Linked DNA regions of Homo sapiens: region 2 is linked to region 1. A link is a loop called in an ENCODE intact Hi-C map of the cell type or tissue named here. Cell type or tissue: IMR-90. All regions are shown on one strand.

Region 1 (8,000 bases):
GCGCGCATGCGTCGGCAGGTAGCAACCCAGCTCTTTATGACCAGGTGAGATGTTGGTGAGCAGGTAAAAAAGGAGGATTTGCCTAAGCGATTCCAGGGAGCTGGCCCGACCGAGCCCTCCAGCCCATGCCCGGCGGGGACCAGTCGCCAGGAGCGCAGAGCCGCGATGTCCATACTTGCCAAAATGGGGGACTGGCAGGTACGGGGGGTTTGCCTTGGCTGGGGTTGAGGTGGGCAGGGGTGGAGTAGGGGAGGGGGCCGGAGCGGGGAGGAGGAGAGGAAGCGCCGTGGCCCAGGGCAGGGGAGTCGTAGGTGAGGCGCGCCTGGCAGCGCCCAGGAGAGCTCCCAGGAGACAGCGAAGACAGGAAAAACGGGCGCAGGCAGCGACTGCGGTGCTGGGCGCAAAGCGCGCAGCCCGCGGGGCCCGGCGCCGGGGAAGTCCGGCGCACGCTCCACAGGTGGCCTGGTGGGTCACTTGTGGTTTGTGCTGTGGCCGTTTCCCCCACCCCCCTCCCACCTCAAGTAGAAACTTGGGAGGATGACTAATTCGGAAGGGGGGAGGGAGAAGGCCTGGGGTTGTGGTGCGCGGCGGTGAAGGTTTTCAGCCTGCTGCGCCTGCGGCCTCGCCCTAGACCCCAGGGTTGAGTGTTGGACAGGTTCTGGTGCACCTGTCTCTCTTGGTACCCCCAGATTTCGGGAGATCTAGGATGTGTGAAGAATGGAAAGGGGTCCAGATGGCTGGGTCGCGGAGGCAGCGTGTTTCTGTAGGAGATACAAAGTTTGCCCGAAGTTTAGCTAGCAACTCACTCCACTTCCTGAAATGGGTTTTTGCCGCCTGGGCTACGGATGAGGGAGTGTGAGAATGGTGGGTGAGGAGGCAGGGGGGTGGTGAATTTGCCAAAACCAACGCCTGTGGAACTTGGCCCTGCTAGGCCGCGGACACCACAAGGCATCCAAGGCTTGGCTCCTGTCCTTCCTGAGCCCCGGATTCCGACCCTGGCCAAGGAAGCATTTGTCCAGCTCTCTCCTTCCAACTTCCAGACACTTTCCCTTCGGGAAACAGAGCGGCTCTGGCCAGGATGGTGGCGGTAAAAGGCTCTGCCTGTCGCCGATTTCATCATCAGAACCGCGAGGCCCTGTTTTCGCCCCAACCAAGAGGCCTGGTGAGGGTGAGATTCTGTGTGCCCAAAAGCCCAGGGGACAATTCGAATCTAATGCCCTGAACTTCCCCCCAAAAATCTGAGGCCTTGCTACTCCTGGTCGAGTTCTTTCTCTTGTTTCAGATTTAGGCCATTAAAAGTAAAGTTCTGAGAAGTGCAGTCTTCACTAAGCTACCTGGAGTTGGAGAAAGAAAGGCCTTTTGCGTTCTGTACTTTTTTCCCTTGGATTTATTACTTTTATCAAGAGTGAGCTCTTTTATATTCTTCTCCCTAGTTAAGCCTCACTAAATGGTATTTCATCCGCAAGTTTAGACAAACCTCGTGGTTTAAGGATGCAAATCCCATACCAGAGACAAATCCCGGGAATCCACACCTTTCCCTTCCTGACCCTGTGGGCTAAAGGCCCTTCCTAACTCTCTTATTTGGAGGCTGAAGACTGGGGGAGTCCTTTCGGAGCAGTCTTTGGGTTTTCTCCTCAAATTCCAGTGAATTTCGCTGCAGAATTCCTAGGCCGTGAGAAGGTGCCTGTTGAGTAGGTTTGGCCTGGGACTGGGCCTTCTGTGGGTTCGACTAAGGTTTGAAAGCCGCGAGACTGCCGCAGGAGGAGGAAGGAGGGAGCCGCGGGCCTGGCTCTTGCGGGCTCACAGTTAGGCAAGTGGCTGGAGGCCTGGATCTCGGGTGGGGCGAGCGGATTTGGGGCCCGGAGGGGCCGAATCTGATGGGCTGGGCCTGTTGGGCTCCCGGCTCCCACTGGGCATTGACAATCGGAGAAAAGAGAGTCGTTCTGGCCCCTCACTGTCTCTTTCTCTTTGTGACTCTGTCTCTCACACAAATACTCCCTCTTCCCCGCGACGCCCTTTTTATGCCCCCCACGTCAGGCCTGGATCTCCGACCTCCAACCCCAGGCCTGGCGCTGCTGTCCCGGGGTTCTGGCCCCGCCGGAGCATTGACATGCAATGAAGCGACTTAGCGTGGTAATGACGCTGGCATAAATGCAGCTCGGCTGGCTCCAGAGGCGACCCTGGCGCTCGCCCGGGCCTTTCATCAGCGCCTACACCGGGGGCGGCAGTCCAGAGCCGGCAGGTCCCAATCTGCACCTCAATGGCGCCCTCGGCGGGAATACAACAACAGTTTAGCAGCCCCAGCGGGTGCGGAGCCGGAGATCTGTTGGGCGCGGGGCAGCGGGGAGGTGGAAACGGGGGTTGAAATGGGGTGGCAGAGGATGGAGGGCGGCCTTTCCAAGCCCGCAGAGGGCAAGAAAGCGAAACTTGGAGTTCCCTTAAGCACACCGCGGCGACGTCTACGGAGTGTAAAAACCCATGCTCTCAGGCCTAGGGTTTGGCCTGCTCAGGCTATGGCCGCTGCTGGGAGGGTGTCGGTGCTCCTGGCAGCCCAGATCCTGACTTCAAACCACTGCACTGGCGACAGGCTGGGACAGCCCTGCAGGGTCTAGCCCTGGAAAGTCGACCATTTTCTGGACGGAGGGCGGCGCCAAGCCTCCAGCCCGGTTCAGCCGAGGAATTGTGCTCAGTTCAGGTAGGGCAAGGGAGGCCCAGAGCATGGGGAGGGCTTCCTGGGTCTGTAAGGCCCCTTGCCAGCTCCGGCTTCTCCCTAGCTTTTTGGAGCCTTCTGCCTACTCTGCTAGGTTTGGGGAGTTTGCTGAGGTGTTTGGAGGGAGAATTCCCCTTCTGCAGCCTTGGGTGGAATGGGGAGTTCTCCCAGCTCCTGCCTTCCTTCCACCTGTGAGGGAATGCTCCAATCTGCCACAGTTCCCATCCCCTTTTAGGAACGCCCGGTGGAAATATGGGAGGCCTGGAGATTTTCGAGAAACAAGCCCAGATGAATCAAAGGTCCTTACTAGAGCAACTCTGAGGCGGGACCTAGTGTAGTTAAGGAGTTTGTACATATAGCAGAGAGAAAAGACAGAGGTAACTTTCTTTTGGAGGACAAACGAGGAAGCTCAGCCAGGAAAATTAATTACTCTGTATTTCCTAGTGTCACATTAGGTCCTTTTCTTTTTTTTTTTTCTTACTTAAAAAAAAATCCCAAAACCGAAAGGGATAAAAGCCCCAGAGGACCCAGCAGGCCCCGGTGAGGAGTCCAAAAGCCCGGACTGACCAGTCTGGACGAGTAGGTGGCTCCCAGGCCTCCAGGTTCCGCGGCAGCCGGGCTCTGCCTCGCGAGCACGCCCGCGTTAGTAGCATCACCAAATCATGAAGGAACTCTCCCTGCTTTAATTAAAAAGGGGAATCTTGGGAAAACTAGAGCAGATTAACACAGCTAAAAGTCGGTTCCCGGTGATTTATTTTGATGCACGCACGAGACGGTATCTAGACTTGCAGGCACACACACGTCTGTTTTTAGGCTCAACTTCAGAAGCGGGTGTGCAGTTCCATAGGAGTTCTGTATTCGTGTCCACGTTGCACCCAGGAAACCTTAGCCTGAACACCAATTTGAACTGTCAGTTGGCCCTAGCTTCACACAAACAGGAGAAAAATTGTTTAACCCCTGGAGCTGTCAAGTAACCTCTTCAGGGTACAACTTTTATTTTACACGCTGCAATTAAGGGATTGCAAACCCCAGCAGAGCCACCGGAGCCGCTTGGCAGAATCTCCAACCTGGGGGAAAGCTCAAAGCCAATAAAACTCCCAAGGCGCTGCGGCCCGAGGGGGTGGCTGCCTCGAGCGGAGGCGATCCCTTGTTGGGAAAAAATCCTGGAGTGACTTCGCCGGTCTTGGTTTGGTGGTTATGTTTAATTGCGAAAGGGATAATGATTTCTAATAAAATTGCACGGGGCCAAAAGGGCAGCTCGGATCGTGGTAGCAGGGTTAAGGGAGAAGTGCTAGAAGCTGGGCCCCAGGCGTGGCGCTTGGACCTTGAGCAGTGCCGGGCTTTGCAGAAGGCATCTCTGGAGAAAAGGAAGCGGAGAAAGAAAGGAAGGGGAATGTGGCGGAATTGGGGTAAGAGAGGGGGTGTTGGGGCAGGGCCTCGCGGCGGAGCTCGAGGAAGGTTTTATCAGTTCGCAGGCTGGAGTGCGCTCTAGAAGCAAGTTCGCGGCGTAGAGAGGCCTTTATACCTGTGTCGGAGCGGCCGGCGGCAGATTGTGGTACTGGCGAGCAATTGGACTATTGTTGATATGCTAATGAGGCGATTAGGCTGTTGGTAAAGAGCTGGAAAAGGGAAAAGTTTCTACCATTAGAGGGAGATCTCCGAGCGCACACGGGAGCTCTTTCCCTTCTCTCCTCCTCCTCGCCCTTCTCCTCGCCCTCCTCCTCCTCCTCGCCCTCCTCTTCCTCCTCCTCCTCCTTGCCCTCCTCCTCTCCCTCCTCCTTCTCCTCCTCCACCTCCTCTCCCTCCTCCTCCTCCTCCTGCGCTCACCGCCGGCAGCCAGCACTTTGCGCTCACCCAGAGAGTAGCTCCACTTGGGTGCGAGACCGAGAGGGGCATATCCGTTCACGCCGATCCATGAAAATGCTTTGGAAATTGACGGATAATATCAAGTACGAGGACTGCGAGGTAAGCGCGACGCCGGCTCGATCATCCGTGCGGTCACAGGCTCCGAGCTTGACCCTCCCTCTCCTCCTCCTCTCCTTGCAACCAGCTGCGAAACGCGGGTGGGACAAACTTTCCCCAGCGCAGCGCCCGTCCCTCGGATTCGCCCGAAGAACGCGGGGGAGAAGCTGCAGAGAGAGGACGTGGATGCTCCCTTCTTTGGTTTCCCTACTTTGAAGCTCGTGTCCCACTTTACTCCCCTTTCTGACCAATTTTGGCTGTGCCTAAGAATGGGGGAAAAGAAGAACATGGGCTTTTGAAGCAATTGCTGGCAACTGGGCACTTGCCTGTGCACTCCTCGTGTTATCTTCATCGAGATTGAGGGCCCAAGTCACCAGGAACAGAAAGGAAAGAGAAAACTCTTTTCTCTCTTGAACTTCCTCTCCGATCTTTAATATTCCTTCTTCTTTCTATTCATTCATTCATTCATTCATTCATTCTTTCTTCCCCCCACCCCCACTTCTAAAGCGGTTCCCTTCTCGGCTTTAGAGACGGCCCCCCCACACTTCGCTGTGAGCTGGGCTGCATCTTCCTGTAAGCGGGTTCAACTTAAGACCACTGATCCCAGCTGCGGGGCTCGCTCCAGATCCTCTGTGCTTCACGAAGTTCTAAGTAGCTTCTCCCTCTGAGCTACAGGATCGACGCACCCCACGGGGGTGTGTGGGGGTGGGGTGGGGAGATGTGCTGCGCCGAGCCTGCTGGCCGCTGGGTGCGGGAGCACCAGCTTCTGCACCAGCCCAGAACGACCGTGGGAATCCTTGCGCGGCTGCAGACCACCTCTGGTGCCGCAAGCCCGCTGGGCCGACAGAGCGCGCCGCTTTGGAACCCATTTTAAAACGCAGAGTCCCCTGAGCTCGCCTTCTTGAGGCAGCAAGGGAGACCCTAGCGCGACCTGTCCACCCGCAGGAGGCGCTGGGAACGGTTACAACCAACACTGTAATGAGCAATGAGTCCGAGAGAGGGGTTGGGGTGTGTAGGGCTGGAGATTACCTAAATAAATAGGTGGCAGTCCCAACTTTTGCTGTTTTTTTTTTTTTTCTTTTTTGGCATTTGCAGCTGAGAATGTTAGGCAGGAGGTGTGTGTGCAGGCGCAGGGGCGGAGATCTTGACTTCACTCGAAACCAGAAATTGGGTTTATGTGAACGATGTGTCACCCGCTCCCTCCTCCCTTTTCTTTCTGAAGATTATTTTAAATCGTTCTCCTTTCAGGCCCCCCACCCCGGTAGATGGGGACGGGGTGACATCCCACGGGTACTGGCTCTTCCCTGGGGGGGTCCTGTCGCGCTAGAGGAGGGGCGCAGGGACCCCACGTCAGACCAGTCGCTTTGTTTTCGAGGCTGGGGGCGAGCTTTGCGGGCAGGTAGGAATGAAGCCGAACCCCTCAGTCTCATAGGACAATTCATACTGTACTGGTCTGGGCTTTGGCCGGAGGCTTGGGCATTTCACTTTCGCAGAGGCCGAAACCCAGCTCCAGGTGTGGGCGCCCTCGGCGGGCGGGGTCCGAACCTCCGTGCGGCTCTAGGTGCCGACTGGATGGGGTGGGTGGCTAGGTGGGGGATGAACTTGCACCCCTAGAGGGATCCTGTGGGGGCAAGTGTGAATGCGTGTGTAAGCGAGGCAAAAAAAGATGAGAGAGAGAGGAGAATAAAGTCAAAGCTGTTTCCACAACTTTGGCCGTGGTGGGCAAGCGCCGGAGCGGGGATTTCGGGTTTCGGAGCTGGCTTGGGGCAGTCTGATTGTGCCGGGGCTCTGTAGGGACACGCAGGAGGCGAGGTGCCGCTTGTTCTGACAACCTGGCGGGTAGACTGGCAAAGGCAGCACGCCGGGAGAGCTAGTCGTGTCATCTGGGGGGGCGTCAGGCGGGAGTGGCCCAGCCAGTCGGACGGGTTTTTGCCGGGAGCCGCGAGCCGGTGCCAGCGGCGCCCGGGCTGGGCCGCCTAGCGTCTGTGCGCGCCCCGGCCCGCATCCCGGCTCCCGATCCGGAATCCCCGGCCCCAGAGAGCCGAGGGCAGAGCGACGGTGGCCGGGGAGCGCACGGTGCCCCTGTCCGAGGAAAGCTCAAGAGGAGGCCGAGGAGAGGACCAGTGCAGCGAGCGGGCCGGTCCCGGGCAGGGCGCCGGGTCATGGAGGAGCCGCGCAGCAGCGGGCAGCCGAGTCCCGAGTCCCAGACTCGGCTGCGAAGCGGCGGAGCCCGCGGCCAGACAGGGCCGGGAAGCGCCTGCCGCGCCGAGAGCCCCACGAGCGCCCGGACGCGGTCCCAAGCAGCTCCTACCCGCTACGCACGACCCCCGCTGCATCCCGAGGTCTGCCCCAGCCTTTTAGGTCTGATTGTCCTCGCTCGCTTCCTCTCCCCTTCCCCCTCCCCCGCGGCCTCCCCCTCCGTGCGCTCCGGCTGGGCCCCCTCCCCCTCCCTCCCTCCCTTCCTCCCTCCCTCTTTCCCTCCCTTCCTCCTCTCGGGCTCTCCCTCCTTCCCTCCCTCCCCTCTCCCCACCCGGGGCTCCTCTCCCTCGCCCACACTTTCTTTCTCACACACGCACGCAGACACATTCTCCCTCTCTGCGCTCTCTCCTTCGGTCTCCCTCTCTGCCTCTTTCTCTTTCACTTTTGCATGCCCTGCAACCTTTTAAAATGTTGCCCCTTCCCTGTGATTCGCCAGACGCCGCGCCGCGGCCCCCCGCGCGCTCGCCCGCTCCCTCTCTCGCTCGCTTTTTGTCTCTCGCGCTCCCTCTCCCCACTCCGATTTGCTACACTGAGACTCCCGTCAATGGACTGCATTGAGAGCCGGCTCCGGCGCGAGTTGCCTCTCCGCTTCACGCTCGATTTCCAGGCATTCTTCCCTTATTAAGTATTCGTGTAATATTAATAGTCATGAATATCTGCTATTAGGAGGCTCCAGGAACGCTGCCCAGCGCGGTTATTAGAAGCTCAAGCGAAGCCGCCGCTAAGAAAAGAGGGGGAGACACGGATTAAGGAACACGCACGCACCCACACACTCACACATACTTTTTCCTTTTTCCTTTTTTGGGGTTTTTCATTTTTAAAGAACTTTGAATCATAACCAGTCGCGGCAGGATAGAGACCGTGGGTTCGACCAGCTGAAGGCGCCGCGCGAATCGGTGGTTCAAGTTCGGATGGATCCGAGCCGGGCTCCCGCGCTCCGGGGAGCGTCGGCGCCGTGACTGGAGTCCTGGGTGGCGCGGGGCTCTCGGCGCCTTTTGTGTGGGGCGCGCTCGGGCGGCGGGGCAGCCGGGCGCTCCAGGCTTGCTTGTTTTTTTCCACCCTGACTCGT
Region 2 (8,000 bases), 1.4 Mb after region 1:
AAACTATATATAGGGAACTAATATGTAGGGAACTGCTATAACTAAATAACAACAACAAAAAATAAGCAGATTAAGAAAATGAGTAAACGACCTAAACAGACATTTATCTATGTAAGACAGAAATAGCAGACAAGTCTATTAAAAGGTGCTCAACATCCCTAGTCATTAGGCAAGTAGGAGTCAAAACTACAATGAGCTATCACTTCACACCTGTTAGGATGGCCATCATAAAAAAAAAAAAAAGTGTTAGTGAGATTGTGGAGAAATTGGACGCTTGTATACTCTTGGTGGGCACATAAAATAGTGCAGCCACTATGGAAAACAGTATGGAAGTTCCTCAAAAGATTAAAAATATCACTACGGGCTGGGTGTGGTGGCTCATGCCTATAATCCCAGTACTTTGGAAAGCTGAGGCGGGCGGATCACCGGAGGTCAGGAGTTCGAGACCATCCTGACCAACATGGTGAAACCCTGTCTCTACTAAAAATACAAAATTACCTGGGCATGGCGGTGCATGCCTGTAATCCCAGTTACTCAGGAGGCTGAGGCAGGAGAATCACTTGAACTCGGGAGGCGGAGGTTGCAGTGAGCCGAGATCGCGCCATTGCACTCCAGCCTGGGCAACAAGAGCGAAACTTCATCTCAAAACAAAAACAAAACAAAACAAACAAAAAACAACAACAGTAACAACAACAACAACAACAACAAAACACTACCATATGATCCAGCAGTTCCATTCTGGTTAATTATTCTGGGTAATCATTCAAAATAATTAAAATTGGGATCTAAAAGAGATGTATCTTCACTCCCATGATCATTGGAGAATTATTCTTAATAGCAAAGATATAGAAATAATCTAAATGTCCATCAATGGATGAATGATCAAGAAAATGTATTGCATGAGTCCACTTACATGACATATGTAAAACAGTCAAACTCATGGAAACATAAAGTAGAATGATGGTTACCGGGAGGTAGGGGGAGAAGATGGGGAATGATTGTTCAATGGGTATACAATTTCAGATAAGCAAGAAAAAAAGGTTCTAGAGGTCCGAGGTACAACATTGTGCTTGCACCTAACAATGTTGTATGGTACACTTAAAAACTTGTTAAGAGGGTAGAACTCATGTTATTTCTTCTTAACACAATTTTTAAAAATGCATTGGAAAGGGTTTTACTTTAGACTGGCATTCTATATTTTCCTGAAGCTGTATGCAGAGCATCGAAGGAAATCATCTTAAACAAACAAACAAAAAGCAGCTACTGGTTAGACTATTGTCACCTGTGCATCGCTATGATTGTGTATTATTGAGTTATGTGACCAATGCTACACAGTGTGCAATGTTCTCACTACACTTGGCTGAATTCTATCAAGCTAAACACTCTTGACGGACAACATCTTGACTAGCCAAGATGCACTGACTGTTTATCAATAGTATTGATTGCACCACAAAGTTACACAATTATGTGACATAATACAAGGGGGGGGGGCGACACAAGCAACAGTTTAATAAGTGGTAGTGAATATCATTGTGTAAATTGAATACTAAACATTTGTTTGCCTAACAATTTAGGAAAGGCTTTAGAAACTGGATGTCAATATCAGATTCCTAACACTGTTTTATATAAAATCATTATGATAGACATCTTACCAATATGGAAACTGAAGGCCAGAATAATTCAGATGCCCAATGGAGACAGACTTAATAGCATGTCCAGTACTTGAGCATGAGTTTCATTGGTTATTAAGGCTAATTTATCCAATTATCCTTCATAAAAATAAGAGTTGTACAGGGCATTATCTTGTGAATAAATTATCAACATTTCGACTTCACACTTGAATCTAAAAAGAAAAATTGAATTTAGTGTCTAGTGAAGTCTTTACAGACAAGTCATATTATAAAAGAGCAGACATTTTATTAGAGATTGTCACTTGATCATTTTTTTAATTGGATATCTGAAATGTGTGCTGTGGGCCAGGCACAGTGGCTCATACCTGTAATCCCAGCACTTTGGGAGACCCAGGTGGAAGGATTGTTTGACCCTGCATAGTAAGATCCTGTCTCTAAAAAATAATAAATAATAAATAAATTAAAAAAGAAAATGTGTGTTGAAGCTCAAAATGATAATCATTTATTTACTTGGTAATGAGTCATGACCACAAATCAAATGTACTTTTCAAAAATCATCAGCTTCTTGAAACATATGGAGTAAAGGAAGTTGCCTAAAAATGAGGGATAGAAAATTATAGTGCATCCCTAAGGCAGTGGAAAATCTAAGGAGTAGGCTTGTTTAATCCACCCCTGGGTAAATCTCACTGATTCACTTAGATTATTGCCCTGTGTCGTTTTTGAAATATCTCAGAAATGTATTTAAGAATACTGAAACCATTCAATGGTCTGGATTTATAACAGAACTTTTCCATGTCTAAAATTGACAATTTCAATGGATTTTAAAGTTGAAGATAATCCTTTGCCTAAACCCACCTACTATATTTCTATTCATCCTGTACTGTTACATCCTTTATTCTCTTCATTATTTTTCATGTTCTTAGAGTTTACAGTATCATGTGGTTTATGTTTTTCTTACACAGTGATTTGCACAAATAGATAACATTTTAATTTCTAAAGAGAAATTATCACCATCTTATCAGCCTTAGCATTCACCATCAACTTATGCTAGCAAGAAATTCTGTACTCAGAAAAACTAAACCTACTGGGCAAAAGTTGAACAAATACTCTAAACTAGATAATGCAAACAGGCTGAGTTTTAACACCAGTCCACATCAATCCGAGGTAATTGTTTTAAATGCTGTAAATATTCATTTGATACCTTTACCATAGAATAAACAATTTCCTACCACTCTCATATACTTCTGAGCCTTCCAGAATACCATAAGGATTTATTTACTTCCTGTAAAACAACAGGGGTCCTTAATCCTGTCAACAGATTACTGGAGCTGAGTTCTCAATGCGTCCCGGTGGCGGCGTTGTTTGTGAAATGCTGCCATCTATGGGACAGAGGTGGGTATTGCTCAGGGCCCAGGCAGCGAAACCACAGCCGCCTCTCTGCTGCGCTACGTGGTTGGTTCAGTAAATGAAGCAATTTTTGGTCAATAAACAGGAATAAAAATCATAGCGTTGGCTAGAAAATAGACGTTGCAAACTCCAAGCTGGCACTGCTCTCTACCACAGCTATTCCTTGGGGGAAAAAAATGAGTGCTGTGGCAGTTGTTCCGCAGTAGCTTTGATCCAAATCTGTTTCTCTTTTTTTTCCTCCCACACCCACATTTACGCTTTTATCCAAAATGTTGCAATGTGGTTAGAACAATACAACCTTCCACGCATTGGCAAACAAATAGGTTAACTTGGTTAATTAAAGTTTTAAAACTCACCCATTCTGAATAATAGCATAAACCAAATTTGCGAAGGACTCCTGACCTTCCTGTGTGTCATAGACGCCTGTGAGACAATGCAATGTATTTCCATTCAAAACTTGGCAAAGAAACCCGGATTTGACGATTTCTCCCACTGATCAAAGTCCATACATCAACATCATAAAGCGCATTGTACTGTTCGAAAGAAGCTCGTCTATTTATTGAGAGTACTTTCAACAACAGTGTCATTTAATGCCCACCTCAGCCCTAGGAAACAAATCTTGCCACTGTCACTCCTTTTTCACAAAACGGTAAATTGAATGTTAGAGAAGTTGTCACTGCGCTTAAGTTTTACAGATCACTGAGCAATAGATCCAGGATTTGAACACAGTTTGTTTCATCCAAATCCAAGCAGTTATCTCCTCTCCTAGGCCTTCCTTGTGGTCAAGCACTGATGATTTAAATCTAGTTCTTCATTTTTTGTTTTCATTTTACATCTGTGTAGCCTTGGGCACATCATTTGAATTTCTTTAGTCTGAATTTTCTCGTTTTCACGACAAAAAGATTAGTGTATCTATTTCTATGTTCCTTTCCAACTCTCAATCATATAATTCATCTGTCTTGATGAGGACAAAAAAAGAAAAATGAAAGAGTCACAAATTGTCATTTGGATAAAACTTCGAAGGTTCCTTAATTCCACTCTCTCATTTTAAAGATAAAGGAGCTACGCTTGTGGAAAGAAAAAATCAAACGGTCAAGAAAAAAAATCAAATGGCTGAGAGGCACTGTTGCCAGGAGAGTTACTTTCAATGTACCGGTACCTCTAAGGGGTTTAATTTTAGTTTGATCCAGCCTCTCTAGCCAGCTGTGTGTGAGGAAAAAGAGAAGAAAGAGGAAGCCTTCAGTGCCTTCAACAGGAAAAACAGTAATGTGAGAGTGGTTACTCATCTGATAAACTAGGAAGGAACAAGGAAGGTCTAGACTAGTAGGGAGTTCTTAAAGATAAAGCTTGGAGCCCAGGTAGCTGGATCTCAAATGGGTTAATATTCATGCCAATGGGCTAACCAAGCTGGCATTCCTCCAAGCCGAAGCCTGGATAATGATATGAATATTACTCTTCCACCATGATTTGTACATCTTTCAGTACCCACTACATGGCTTAGTATAACAACCTGGTCTTGAGTAAGACTTGGGAAATCTTTGTCAAGTGAACAAATTAAACAATATTTTTTTCTCTGGACAATATCCCATTTGAATATTGAATTAGACAATATGTCGTTTCTCTAGACTCATCCTCTAGGTGACTAGAAACATGCAAAGAATGTGGCTCTATACCTAACAGGGAGAAAAGGCTAGATTATTGTCTTAGTCTGTTCAGGCTGCTATAACAAAATACACAAAACTGGGTGGCTTATAAACAACAGGTATTTATTTTTCACAGCAGGGAGGGCTGGAAGTCCAAGATCAAGGTGCCAGCAAGGTAAGGTTCTGGTAAGGGCCCAGTTTTGGGTTAGCGAATAGTGATTTATTGCTGTGTCCTCATACAGTGGAAAAGACACAGCTGGCTAGAGAGGCTGGATCAAACTAAAATTGAACCCCTTAGAGGTACTGTTACATTGAAAGTAACTCTCCTGGCAACAGTGCCTTTCAGCCATTTGATTTTTTTACTTGACCATTTGATTTTTTCCTTCCACAGGCATAGCTCCTTTATCTTTAAAATGAGAGAGTGGAATTAAGGAACCTTAGAAGTTTTATCCAAATGACAAGGGGCAAGTTAGCTCTCTGAGGTCTTTTTTTATAAGGGCATTAATCCCATTAATGACGACAGAACCCTCAAGACCCAATCACCTGCCTTATAATACTATCACATTAGAGATTAGGTTTCAACATATGAATTTTGGGGAGACAACCATTCAGACCATGGGCATTATCTACAAGACTATAACTTGTCTTAAACTCATTAAAAGTCTAGTTCATAAAGGCAAACAAGTAAATCAAATTCTAAAGGTGAATCATCACATCCAAAGAGAGGCAGGACACAAGAACTGTGTCAGAAATTGCTTAGTGAGAATATAAAAAGGATGACCACCATAGAAATTGGTACAAAATGAAAAAGCAAAAAATTTAATGAACACTTAAAGGCTGAGGAGAATTGGTTAATGTGTTCATTTGGGATTGCTAAGGGCCCTAGACACAAGGAAAGTTGCAAGACTTTATCCGTGGGTCTCTACCATTTGCTTAGGAGAAAGACTAAGGGCTGAGCGGGCGACCAGAATAATTCCCTCTCAGGAGCACTGATAAAGCAGTTGTTAGCATCTGTGAGGGTTAAGGCTCTGTCCACTTTGTAGAAGACTTTAAAACAAAAATAAAGCAAATGGTTTAAGTCTATGAGAAAGGAGAAGAAGAAAACTCAATTAGATTCTGGATAGAAGATAACTCTTATGGCACAGGCAACACTCCATTGCTACTAGGGAAAAGGTTGAACCCTGTATTCCTGGGGAGGAGAAATACAAAACAGTCTGAGACCCAGGATCCTACACAGATTTCAAGTGGAGGCTTGATTCCACTAATGGAGGGGCAGGGAACTTCTACCTAAGATTTTCAAGAAGTATGAAGGGTGTGAGATTTTACCCTACCTTAACAAGCTAAAAACTCATTAGTTTCACACAATTCTCTAAGTGCTGGCAGAATGACATGAGGCTGCTGGGTCAGAGACAGAACGCAGTTTAATACTCACTGCAATAGTGGTAGTCAGAGTGTCATGGTTTTCTTTCCCCAGTACCCTGAGCCCCACTACCCATAAGGTGACATGATGATGAGGGTCAGATGATGCTTTCATATGCAGTCAGTTGCATTACAGAACAAGAGCCCTAATGTAGGATGCTCCAATCTTTCATAATTGACAACAAACAAATCTACCTGACTTTTGCCCCAGAAGAAAAATATGTCTGTATTATACTGCAAACAGTATTGTTGCTGTATTAGACAGCAAACAAATCTGCAGAGGACAGGCATCAGAGGAAGGCACTATCTTTATCTTATAAAGATATTCACTATACAAATATTCTTGAAAAGAAAGTCCAATGAAGAAAAAGGCTGTCAGTGTGTCTGCTGGTCAGATGTACAGAAGGAAAGAGACTGATGGAGAATTATCTCTCCCACCCCACATACACAAAATGCCATGAAGAGGAAGTATGGAAACAGTAAAAATGTATCACTCCTGATGCCCAGACACATTGGTCCTGCCTAACATTGAGGTTGTACCAGAACAACAAAGAACTTTCCCAATTCTACCACTAGCCAAGCACCAAGTCCCTGGTATGGTATTCTATCACTGGGAAAGTGGCAAGAACCTGGAGGGAGACTATACTCTGTGGTGCAAGTATTTAGTGTTGACTAACAATGAATGGGGAAAAAACAAACGGACTCTCAGAAAAACCTAGGAGACTCTATCCTGACTCTATCCTGAGTAGCTTGAGGAGCTTGAAGTCTATAGTTCATTGAAGATAATCATAGCAACAAAAACTCCAAACCACATAAACTCCTGATTAGATTGGCCAAACCCTACATTCTAACTGAAGAACAAAAGAGGAGGTACAATCATTGCTAGGTATAAATATTATCTTCCTGCATTTCTACTATTCTTCTATGCATGATATCTGATATTCAATAAACAATTATGAGATATACACAGAAAAAAAATCAAGAAAAAAGTGAGCAACATAAGGATAGATGACTCATATATTGGAATTAACTGACAGAGGCTTTAAGATAATTGATTAAATATTTTGACACCTGGTGGAAAAGATGGACAATATGAATGGGCAAATGGGAAAATTTAGCACAGGTATACAGAAAGAGTACAATGGAAATGCTGTAAGTTAAAAAAAAAAAAAACCACAACAACAAAACCCAAAACAAACCATTTTAAAAAATCATACATAAAAAAGTAAATCCTTAGGAGGTTCATAAATAGAATGTACACAGATGAGGAAAGATTCAGTGAGTCTGAAATTAGGTAAATAAAAATTATTTAATTTTTTGAATTGAAATTCAAATTGAAATTGAAATACAGAGTTAAAATAAGTGTTTTTTTTTAAAAAAACCACCAAAATCAAAGAGCAACAGCACAATATCGAACGGTATAATTTACATGAAATTGGAGTCCCACAAGAAGGAAAGAGAGAGAGAATGTATCAGAAAAAAAAATGAGGAAGTAGTAGTTGAGAATTTTACAAAAAGAATCAAAACATTAAATCATACCTCTAAAACCCTTGGAAAGCCTCAAGTGGAATAAAAACAAAACAAAGACACACCTACACACATCATAGTTAAACTATGAAAACCAAAGATAAAGAGAAAATCTTGAAGGCAGAGAAAAAAGAAGCATTCTATACAGGGGAATGAAGATAAGGATTATAGCAGACATTTCCTCAGCAACTACACAAACCCAGAACATATCGGAGTGATCATTTTAACAGACTAAGAGAGAAAAAGAAGAACTTGTCAATGAAATTTCACAACCAGTGACAATATCTTCCAAAACTTGAGCCGAATACTTTCTCAGACAAAAAAGAAGGAAGGAAGGAAGGAAGGAAGGAAGGAAGGAAGGAAGGAAGGAAGG

What was found. A loop is a pair of places that touch in the nucleus more often than their neighbours do. Peaks named below come from ENCODE experiments on the same cell type or tissue, not always from the same donor. Only the 100,000 strongest peaks of a DNase experiment are listed, where the experiment ranks them.
Region 2: it touches region 1 in a loop (5-fold over the local background); 19 of 110 quality-filtered maps call a loop at or near these places.

What each region holds. Positions count from the first base shown.
Region 1 is chr6:10,411,616-10,419,615 of GRCh38, reverse strand. TFAP2A (transcription factor AP-2 alpha) reads left to right here and starts at 4,542. Exons shown (of 7, transcript NM_001372066.1): 1 at 4,542-4,675. The coding sequence starts at 4,625. It overlaps TFAP2A-AS1 (TFAP2A antisense RNA 1), which reads right to left and starts at 7,298. Exons shown (of 3, transcript NR_033910.1): 1 at 7,249-7,298; 2 at 4,565-4,935; 3 at 3,447-4,329. RefSeq lists enhancers at 51-708, 2,027-2,684, 2,685-3,342, 4,001-4,660, 4,661-5,318 and a silencer at 6,699-7,058. In IMR-90, a CTCF peak has its summit at 4,361; a DNase peak (open chromatin) is centred at 7,335; H3K4me3 peaks cover 3,835 bases; H3K27ac peaks cover 2,385 bases; H3K27me3 peaks cover 7,307 bases.
Region 2 is chr6:8,978,346-8,986,345 of GRCh38, reverse strand. All of the region lies in intron 2 of LOC105374914 (a long non-coding RNA gene), which reads right to left. Among named protein-coding and RNA genes, the nearest start is that of HULC, 330 kb to the right of the region's middle. RefSeq lists a silencer at 2,921-2,970 and an enhancer at 2,876-3,170. In IMR-90, a CTCF peak has its summit at 3,020 (motif pointing left); no DNase peak of the experiment used is centred here.